Linked DNA regions of Homo sapiens: region 1 is linked to region 2. The links are chromatin loops, found by intact Hi-C in ENCODE. Cell type or tissue: endothelial cell of umbilical vein. All regions are shown on one strand. Links, peaks and the distances in the headings refer to the core of each region. The heading gives the core; the rest is flanking DNA.

Region 1 (5,393 bases), core at 263-5,262, 470 kb after region 2:
CTAAAAATGGATGAGAGGCATGAAACATAGTAGGATTTTTGCAGTAAGACTGATAGAATAAACGCAGCCAGAGAGAAAGATGGAATGTCTTCTTTGGTGTTTCTAAGGCAATTGTAATCTATCACAACATTGAAGTCAAAACCACTCAGAGGTAGAACTGGTAAACTGATGCATTCAAACTTTCTATGAGTCACATGAAATAAATGATCAGTGACTGTCAGGCTTCGAAGGTTTATGCACAAATGTCTGAAAATGGTAGTGTTACGTCAAATAGATATTTTATAATTGGTCAGAGATATCTCATGGATTAATCTACTATGATGAATAGTTTCCAAGGACATTCAAATGCCCAAAGCTATTGTGTTTGCTTTCATGTAGAGAAACCTGAGTGGACGTATATGTTTTTATGGATCTAAGACCAAGTCAGTTGTAGTGTACACAAATCCACGTATATATTATACATGTTTATATATTTTTTAGTGGGTATATATATTGACAGTGAAACTGTTTATGATGTTTATTTAGCCGAACAAATTTTCCTTTTAAGATGCGGAAAATACTAAGGTTTACTTGGTTACTGTTTATGCAGATTTGATCCATGGACTGAATATGTGATACTGTTTATGTTGGGCTACATACTGGTTTTAATCACATGGAACTCTTTCTTTCCTTAAGTGTATGCAACTAAAATTTGGTTTTAGTTGCATTAAAAAACATTACAGTAGCAATATTGGTGTTTAAGTGAGATGTTTTCCTATTTTAAAAAAAACAAACCAAAACCCACCACTCAAGATAACATTTAAAGTCTCCTCAACCTTTTGAATTAGTTGTTTCACATGTTATAATTTTACCAAATTTCTGAATTCCCCCAAGAAACCCTGAACTATCATTCATTTTATTTGATGTTCCAGTGATTCAGGTTGTAGTTTGAGATTACACATGGGAATAGAACACCATTAGAGGGAAATAAAATCCTTTGTACAGAACACATAACCCTCTATACTAGCCTTTAGCACTGCACAAACAGTGATAAAGGGATGACATGACTAATATTGGACTCCTTCACATGAGACCAATTGCCTTTACAGCTTATGGGATTCAGTATAGAAGTTTCTAATTTTAGCTTTAACTCTTTTGAAAGAGATGTTAATTTGGATAATCTAATCATTGATGGACATGCAGTCACTATTTTCTATTATATCTTCATTGTATATAGCATACTGAACTCATCTGTTCATTACATCTTTGGTTTTACATTATATTTAAGTGAAATGTAACTAAATAATTCAGAGTCTGAATCTCAAATTTATGGGAGAAAGGTTGAGGTTTTGGGAAACTGTGAAATGTTGTCCTTTATAAGAATCTATGAGGGAGCACAGTCTTATTCCCTCCTTCAATAGGTACATTTATAGAAAATTTTCCTCGTTTTGCTTTGCCCTGAAGAGCTAGAGAGGGGAGAATCTTGCTTTCTCTTAGATTTAGGGTTAATTGAATCTTCTGATACCTTCATTAAATGTAAGATTTTCTTTCCTTTGATCATGCTGATCAGTATAAGTGGGTCCTTTAAAAATAATGACCTTAGAAGTTCTAAAGGCTTGAGATAGGTTTCTGTTTTAAAACTTCAATATATTTTTGATATAATTCTGTCAGGATTATACATGAACTAAAAATTCTCTCCCCCTCACCATTATAATTTCCATATCTATTCTGATGTGAATTGGCCAGCACTAAATACAATTAGAATTAAGTATACACAAAATTGGATAGTGACCAGTTAAAACACATGAGGTTGGCTGGGCGCGGTGGCTCACGCCTGTAATCCCAGCGCTTTGGGAGGCCGAAGCAGGCGGATCATGAGGTCAGGAGATCGAGACCATCCTGGCTAACACGATGAAACCCCATCTCCACTAAAAATACAAAAAATTAGCCGGGTGTGGCGGCAGGCGCCTGTAGTCCCAGCTACTCGGGAGGCTGAGGCAGGAGAATGGGGTGAACCCGGGAGGCGGAGCTTGCAGTCAGCCGAGATGGTGCCACTGCACTCCAGCCTGGGAGGCAGCGAGACTCCGTCTCAAAAAACAAAAAAAAGAGGTAATATGAGTACCAAATATTTAAATTATAAAGTCTGGCCTCAAACTCTTGGGCTCAAATGATGCCCCTGTTTCAGCCTCCCGAATAGCTGAGATGACAGGCATGACACTGTGCCCCAGTCTTATTTTTAAACAAGTCAATAGAGTAAGTTTAGTATAATTTTAGTCATCTGCATGTTTTGTAAAAATTAATATAATTTTCATTAAGTGATTAAAAGTTGTGTTAATACTGTGGAAAAGGATTCTTTAATTTATGCCTAAAATTCATACTGCATTTTGGACTAGAAGATTCAAACAACATTCAGATTTTTGGTTTTTAACATTTTCCAAAAATTTCTTAATGGCTTTATTGTGATGTTTTATATACATTATTTCATTTAATAGTCACAAAGACTTCATGGGGTATAGGTAGTATTCTCATCCCTATTTTGAAAATGCAAAAACAAGCTTAGAAAATTTACGTATATTATCAAAAGTAACACAACTAGAATATGTAGAGATGAGATTAGAACCTAGATCTGTTTTCCTCTAAAGCTTATGCATTTAGCCATGCAGCTATGTGGCCCCACAGCATAATCCAATGATGGATGATGGAATATTTTCTTTATTTTTGGGTGAACTTGGAAAAAAGTCTTTAATTTTTAGCTTTTTGAGCAGCGTAACAGATATTAGCCTCCCTGATAGATACAGCCAAACCTTTTTTACATAGGGTTGGAAGATGCTGTCTCACTGTGATTCAGACCTCTTGTTCCCAATATAAGCTTCCTGGCTTCCTTTTTAGTCTCCAGATATAATCTTGGCTGCTGGTTCACTCAAACATTAATCTTCCTGACTGGTCTATTGTTTTTGTTTGGGTGGTTCATTTGTTCCACTTGGTCTCCTGACATGTGACCACAAATGTCAACTTGGATGTGTAGCATGTTAAGACAGTTCTTTAACTTAGGTAACTTATAACACAAAATCACCAATATGTTAATACCTTAAAAAGTGAGATCGTGGACTTACATAGCCCATCCAAAAAGAAATAGTATAAGCTACATTTTGGCCCTATTCTTTCTGATAAACTACCTTACCTAAATGTTGACTGAAAATTTTAGCTGAAGTCTCCAGTTATCTGTCCTTAACAGTATTTTGTAGATTTCTTATGATGCTCAGGACTTTACTTATCCTATCTAAATAAATGAACTAAGCTGTTAAATAATGAAACGTATGTTTGTCTGTCTAGGCATAGATATGTAGATATAAACCGTTCTGTAACACCACTAATTCTTCTTAAGCAAGGTATTAGAGCTATTAGCTAGATGTTATAGAAAATTGTGTACCGGTCCTCTTTTAGTAATTTCTAAGGATGTGGTTGAAATAAGCATGTGCTTAAGAGTCAGATATGGATTTGAGGCCTAGAACTGCTACTTACTTGTTGAGTGATGTTTGGGAAGTCACTTAACTACTTTGCTTCTCAGTTTCTTTACCTAGAAACAATTTTCAGAATGGCTAAACTTAAAAAGACTGACAAGGATTTGGGGCAATTAGAACTGTGATATTTTGCTGAAGGAGTGCCAAATAGCCACTTTGGAAAGCAGTTTTTAAACCGTTAAACATCTACTTACCATAAGACCCAGCTGTTCCACTCCTAGATATTTTTTTAACAGAAATGAAAGCATGCTTACACAGATAACTTACATGTCAATGTTTGTATCAGCTCTATTCATAATCATCAAAACCTGGGGACAACTGAAATACTCATCAAATAATTAATAGATAAACAAATTGTGGTATATTCATACAGTAACAAGGAATGGAATACTAATACATGCAACGAAATGGTTGAATATCATAGTATTCATGCTAAGTAAAAGAAGCCAAACACAAAATTTGAAAACTGTACAATTCTTTTATAATTATATTCTGGCAAGCACAAAACTATAGGGACCCAAATCAGATAAGTAGTTGCCAGGATGCTGGGAGTAGGGAAAAGGGATTGACTGCAAAGGGGAATAAGGGAATATTTTAGGGTGATGAAAACGTTTTATATCTTATTTGTATTGGTGGTTACATGACTATACATTTGTTAAAATGATAAATTTTACTATATATAAATCATACCTCAGTAAAAAGGAAAGAAAAAATAACTCATGTTTGGGTTGGTTATGAAAATTATTAAGAGTAATTTTCCTCCGTTTTTCCTTCTGTTTGGTTCTTCATTATTCTCTGCCTGTTCTATGTCCCTCATAAATGTAAGGTCCATGAGAAATGTCAGTTTCTTATTTCAGGGCTGAGATAGTACAGAAAAATTTATGTCTTTGTCTGTAATCTCTGAGTAAGATTTTAAATCAGGTCATCAACTGTATTCTTATCATTCTAGATGTTCCAGTTAGTACTAAATAATTCAGAGCTGGAATTTGCATACTCCATGAAATATACCAAATATATCTGTTTCAACTGGATTCCTTTTTTTTGTTTGTTTGTTTTTTTTGAGACCGAGTCTTGCTCTGTGGCCCAGGCTGGAGTGCAGTGGCGCGATTTCAGCTCACTGCAACCTCCGTCTCCTGGGTTCACGCCATTCTCCTGCCTCAGCCTCTCCAAGCAGCTGGGACTACAGGCGCCCGCCACCACGCCCAGCTAATTTTTGGTATTTTTAGTAGAGTCAGGGTTTCACCGTGTTAGCCAGGATGGTCTCGATCTCCTGACCTCGTGATCCGCCCGCCTCGGCCTCCCAAAGTGCTGGGATTACAGGCGTGAGCCACCGCTCCCGGCCCTCAACTGGATTCCTGATCTGTGTTCTGCGGCACTGGGAGGGCACAGTATGGTTGGGAGGGCATGTAAAGCAGCCTTGAGTTCTGAGCCTGAGTCTTGCCTGAGAAAGGCTTCCCCTGCTTCTCAGCAATCCATTGTTCCCTGCCAGTGGTTCTCAAACTTGAGCAAGCATCAGATTCACCAGGAGAATTAGTTAAAACATACACTTCTATCTTCCTCCCAGCTACTGATTCAGTAGGTCTGAGGTAGGGCACAAGCATTTTGATTTCTAACAAGTTCCCAGATGATGTCAATGCTGCTGATTTGGAGTGCACACTTTGAGAACCCTTGATTTATGCTTACTTCTAGTGTTTCAATGTCAGAATTTCTGCCCACATGCTCACATACAGGAGCCAACATTTTGTTTTTAAACTGCCTCCTCATTTCATGACCACTTTTGTATTGGCTGAAATCAGTATACTCTATGTATATGAGAAAGGGAGGCTGGGGGAGGGGGGTGGAGGAGAAAGAGAGAAAGAGAAGCAGTAAAACAGTAAGTGCTTGGCTGGAGTT
Region 2 (5,393 bases), core at 295-5,294:
GCCACCACCCCCGCCCCCAACCAAACTGCCTAGAAACCTAATGTGTTTGAATTTCTTCATACCTAGTTTGCAGCTCTTCAATCAAAGTCATTGGAGACAAGGAGTGGTTTTTAAAATTTCCAATGATTTAGCACAGTTTTAGAGGGACATGCATGGAGCCATGAAGAAGGAAGGCAGCCAAATCAATAGTGTCACATCTGAGGTCAATGGGTGACAGATGTCACTGTCAGACACACAAACTGATCATTTGCCTGCTCTTTAGTTTTCCCAGAGAGGGACTTCTAATGAACCCACACGGACTTCAAGGAGTTTTCTCTTTGGAAAGGATCATGGTTTTTCCATAAGAATGCCAAAAGAATTAATCTTTTGTCACTTGTGTTTATTTCTCAAGAGGCTTTTAGTCATTGCTGCTCCACAGCTCTAAGTGACAATAGTGCACAGGATACATTTACTTTTTTTTTTTTAAGGGGAAGCCAGCCTTCAAAACAGTAACATCCTGGACATTTTCCAGAAAGAGAGATTACAAAACTCACACCTGTGGCACTAACAGACATCAGTGTCTCTCTAGTGGTTGCCTGCCAACTTAACTCACCAAATAAACAGGAAGGGAATCTCTCAAGCCTTTATACATGTAGCCAGGACATTGGCTTTTAAATGATGAGACAAGAAATACTAAATAATACCTTTTATTAGCGGAACATAGCTAAAGTCTCAGAAAATTGTAAAGATTATTTTGAGTGTTGTTGGCACCTGAGGCTTGAATTCTGGGAGTTTTGCAAATTCTGCTTGAAGCTAAAGAGACTCTTATTTCAGGTCAGCCAGTGTGGTTATATTGACACATCTAAGGTTTTGTCTGTTCAGTCACATACTCAACAGGTTAAATTGATGGCTCGGTCATTCATTCAAATGTCTGAGGGGACTAAGTCCTGCTGTGCTATGGCAGCTTTAAATATTGATTCAGATACTTAACTCTTCCAAACTATTGTTTTCCATTAATGAATTTGTGTTATTTCCATACATAATAAACGTTACATATCTGATTATGAACAACAGCATCTCTATAAATCACAAAGTTCCCTCGTTTATGGAAAGAAAGGTTGCTAGGATGCTAGTTCCAATAACCAGAATAGCGTGCACATTTAAATATAATTAAGATAGAAAAGTTCAGAGATATGGGGGTGGACATTAGGTCTCATTCCCATTGTTCAACAAAGGATTATTGGCAACTGTCATGCACAAGGAAGGCTGCTGCTGTGCTATGGTAAGTTCCCGCAATTAAGGAGTTGTGAGGGAAAATAACCAGAGGAAAGATAATGATGAGGGGAAATAAGATACAAAAACTATTATAAATGGGACGAGTAAGACTTGAAACTTGTTGCATTTAAACTGGGCCTCAAAATACGTGTAGGAGTTCTGCCTCAAAACATAGGTAAAAATAAGAGGTTGGATGGTCCTGGTAGAGAGTATTATAAAAGCAATGGCAGTGGAAAAGGACAGATAGGAGCACCTGTGTGGGGGTGAGGAGGGGATGGGATGAGGGGTATATTAAATGTGTGTGTGTTTAGCTGAAACATAAGTACTAGCAAGGGAGTTGTTAGGGACAGGTGAAACTCAAATGATGAACTGCAGCCAAATCATGGAGGGCTTTGAATGCTAGATTAAAGAGAGAGTTGGCAGACAATGGGGAGACACCAAAGGCTTTTGAGGAGGAGAGTGATATTCGTTTAATGAATTAGAAGATGTATCTGGTAGTGATGTGGAGGGTGATGGGAGTTTAATGAAGACTAAGGCAGGAAGACTACTACCTGGTTGTCGTTGCAGAGAAAATATCATGGAAAAAAAATTGAAATGTAATCCCACAGCAATTAAAGTAGAACCTGAACTCCTAACATGCAAATGTCACTATCACCTCTTCCTATTTAGTATCCTCTATGTAGATGACTTATGAAGACCTAAATCAAAAACATAATGCTTTGCCAGGTTATTCTTTAGAATACAAAAGAGATCAATCAAATTCATAAAAAGCACAATTTTATTGTATATGTTTTACTGCTTGGATCGTCAATAACAGAGGGCATATAAAAAAACAAAATCAAGCATCTTTACTAGACTATGTAAAAGACACATGTGGTATCTTCCAAACATAAAAAAAAAAAATTTCAGACTTCAAAGCTAGCATTCTTCTATGACTCAGGTCATGAATAAAAACAGAAAAATAGTCCTAAGTACTGCTGTCCCACTTTATTTGATGGAGGCATTTTAGCTAAACTCTAAAGCTTGCTCTTGAATTAAAAAAAAATGAAATGAAAAAGAAAAAAGAGAGGCAGGAAATGTATTTCCATTGTTGTTCAGCAAAGCAGCTACACAATGCTGAAGGAAAAAAAAAGAATGACTTTAATATAAAAGTCTTGGATTCCGGCAAGCTTTGGATTATTCATACTGTTTGGCTCTGAGGGTCACAGAGGGAACCATATGTCAGTAGCAGCATGCTGGATGCCATTTTTTTCAGGCCTAAACAAAAATATCACAAATAATTACTTTGAAGTTGTCTTTTTCCCTTTTCCCTTTTGCTCCTCAGCTGATGTCTTTTTTTCATTTTCATTTTTTTTGTCCTTACCAATTAGGTAAATATGAAGTATATGATTAGTCAACAGAATATATTTTCAGAATGTAGTTCTTAGAAGTGATCATTTAACAGGCAACATGGTATATAAAAATAAAGAGTAAGGAGAGGAAAATAGCATCGTTTTAAACTTCTGGCATCTTAGTATGTTTATTTAATGGCATCCACTTTAAGAATCAAACATTATCATTGTCTTTTGCTTTCCTGTTATGGTTTTCAGCTCAACAAATTCCAGCTTCCTGATTTTGTCATACTAGGAATTCTGCTGCACTCACTCATCAGATCTATTTTTGGCATATGTATCCTGTTCTCCATCTCTAAGGGCATATTATCAAATTCTTCAAACTGACTCAGGGTGTCTGGTGATTTCTCAGACAGTTTGAGCGACTCAATAGGACACAATCATTCCATTAACCGTGCTATAGAACAAAAAACAAGTTATATCCTTATTTTCTGTCTGGAGGTTAGCATTGCCATATTACTATGTCCATATTTTCTTCTGTGGATGTTTAACTATATTTTCAATGTTCATTAGAACTGTTCCCCCAAATTATTAAATTCCCAGGGTTAATGCTCTTTTTATATAAAAAGAAGCCAGATATCCTTCATAACAGATCAAGGGCACTGCCTCTGTGACAACAAGGCCTACCCTTTTTGTTGGGTTTTCCAGTAGTGGGAACGGGTTGTACTTGGTGGTCCCGTATGCCTCAAGAAATTTTGCACATATGTCCAAATGCTAAAACATGCGATCTCTTATCCAAACAGAAATACAATTGCATTTATTATTTTTAGTCATATAAATTTATTCAACAAACATTTGCTGAGCACCTACTGAATACAACAGATTGATAGGCATACTGTAGAGAGGATACAATGATGCATGGGGCACGGCCCCTGCTCTCAAGAAACTTCTAATTTTTAGAGCATGAAGTGGGTGATAGTATAAGGTGAGCGTACAAGTAACTATAACACAAGGTAGAATATGATGAGGACAATTAAGAAAATGTTCTAGAGGAGGGCAGATCATAAATGGTGGCTAGATCAGAAAAGGATTCAGGAAGAAGTAGCAGTGGAACTATGGAGTTTAATGGAGAGCATCTCAACAGGCAGAGATAAGAGACGAAATGATCTAGGTAAAGGAAATAGCATACACATAGGCATGGAGGCAAGAAAACACATGGCAAGATTGGAGAAAGGCAAGGGATTCAGTCTGATGGACCATAGAATGTACATGCTTTGGTGGTAGACAATATAAAACTGTAAGAGTGGGTTGAGGCCATATCATGGAGGACCTCAGCTAGACTGAGAAGTTCAGGGTTTATTTAGCGCACAATGGGGAGGTAATAAAAGCCTCCAAGAAGGAGAATGACTTACTGACTGTATTTATTTCTGCATCTGTTTATTTTCACCTCTCCACATTTCAAAAGGAATTTGAGGCAACTAACAAAAATACAATGTAATAGAATAAAAATATGTAAAGAGTCCAAGATGAATGGTTAAAATAATAATAAGATAGTCAAATGACATCAGGAGTAGGTTGTGTACAAAAATTTTTAAAGAAGATCCTGCACAATTATTAACAGTAAAGGATAGAGTCAGCTCTGAGTTTCTAATTCACCAAAGCAGAGACGGAGATGTAGTATGTGGACTAATGACACAATCAAAACTGTACTTCATGAAAGTCAATCTGGCAGTGGCAGGGAGGAGGAACTGGAGTGTGGACAAGGTAAGAGAAGGGTAGACTGTTCAGAAAGTTATTACAATAGCAAGAACCTTAACAAGGGTGATGACAGGAAACTTTCTTACAGCATTTAGTTTATCTTAACAGAAGTCTAGCAAAGAGGATAAACTCATATCTTATTGGTCCAAAGCATGTTGCAAATGACAAACCCGAAAGAGGTATAAAACTCATTGGTGCTATTTTCTGTCTGCTACAGATGTTTTCCCTAGGGTGCGTATGTTGCACAATTAATATCTTTTAAGAGATTCTTCCCTGACTGTCCCCAGGCAGTTGGCAGGTTAAAGTCCTTTGTGTCCTCTGTGTGCAACAATGACATCTTGAACAGTTAGACTGTGTGGTACCTTTCAGAGTGGACTACTCTTTTGCAGTCTGAACACTGGTTAGCCATTTAAGAATAAATGTTCAGTTAATAACCAGTTTCTTTCAAAATAAATAAAGACTAAGCTTTTTTACCCCTTTTGTAGTGTTCACTTTCAGTATGATGATATGTGATGCTAGCAGCAGGAAAAAGAGATAGCTTGCAAAGGCAACTGCAGCTCCAAAATCACAAAAAAGGAAGTCAAAGTAGTAATGATACACATTCATTTCATTTTAGAACGCCTGGCCAAGGCAGCAAGATCTACTTTAACAACAGCAGTTGTATCCTGTGGTGAAAGTACGTTACTCCCTGCTGAGTCTAAATTATTCAGAAGCAGGGGTAAGTAGAGAGGCGGAGTCATTATCTCTACTGATGGGGGCATGTTAAGCTTTCCAAGCAAGGTATCATTCAAAGCATACACACACACACACACACACACACACACACACACACACACACACACAGATTCAAACATATATACATGTGTTTCAAAGTATATTCTATATTTTCAGCTACACTTTTGTCATCATATACTGCCAGAAGGACCCTCTCTTATTTAATCTTCACCTTCCTCCTGAATTACTCCATGGTTCCATTCTTCTTCTTTCCTTTCTTCCCACCACTTATCCTTCTGACCAAATAGCCTGCAAAAGGAATAGCTTTCAAATGGC

The links. Peaks named below come from ENCODE experiments on the same cell type or tissue, not always from the same donor. Only the 100,000 strongest peaks of a DNase experiment are listed, where the experiment ranks them.
Region 1: it touches region 2 in a loop (7-fold over the local background); 1 of 110 quality-filtered maps calls a loop at or near these places.

What each region holds. Positions count from the first base shown.
Region 1 is chrX:96,904,057-96,909,449 of GRCh38, forward strand. The region is part of intron 5 of DIAPH2 (diaphanous related formin 2); the gene reads left to right. Among named protein-coding and RNA genes, the nearest start is that of RPA4, 23 kb to the left of the region's middle. In endothelial cell of umbilical vein, for the core only: no CTCF peak of the experiment used is centred there; a DNase peak (open chromatin) is centred at 2,925; H3K27ac peaks cover 3,355 bases.
Region 2 is chrX:96,433,399-96,438,791 of GRCh38, forward strand. The region is part of intron 2 of LOC107985714 (a long non-coding RNA gene); the gene reads right to left. Among named protein-coding and RNA genes, the nearest start is that of DIAPH2, 250 kb to the right of the region's middle. In endothelial cell of umbilical vein, for the core only: no CTCF peak of the experiment used is centred there; DNase peaks (open chromatin) are centred at 2,413 and 2,913; H3K27ac peaks cover 2,959 bases.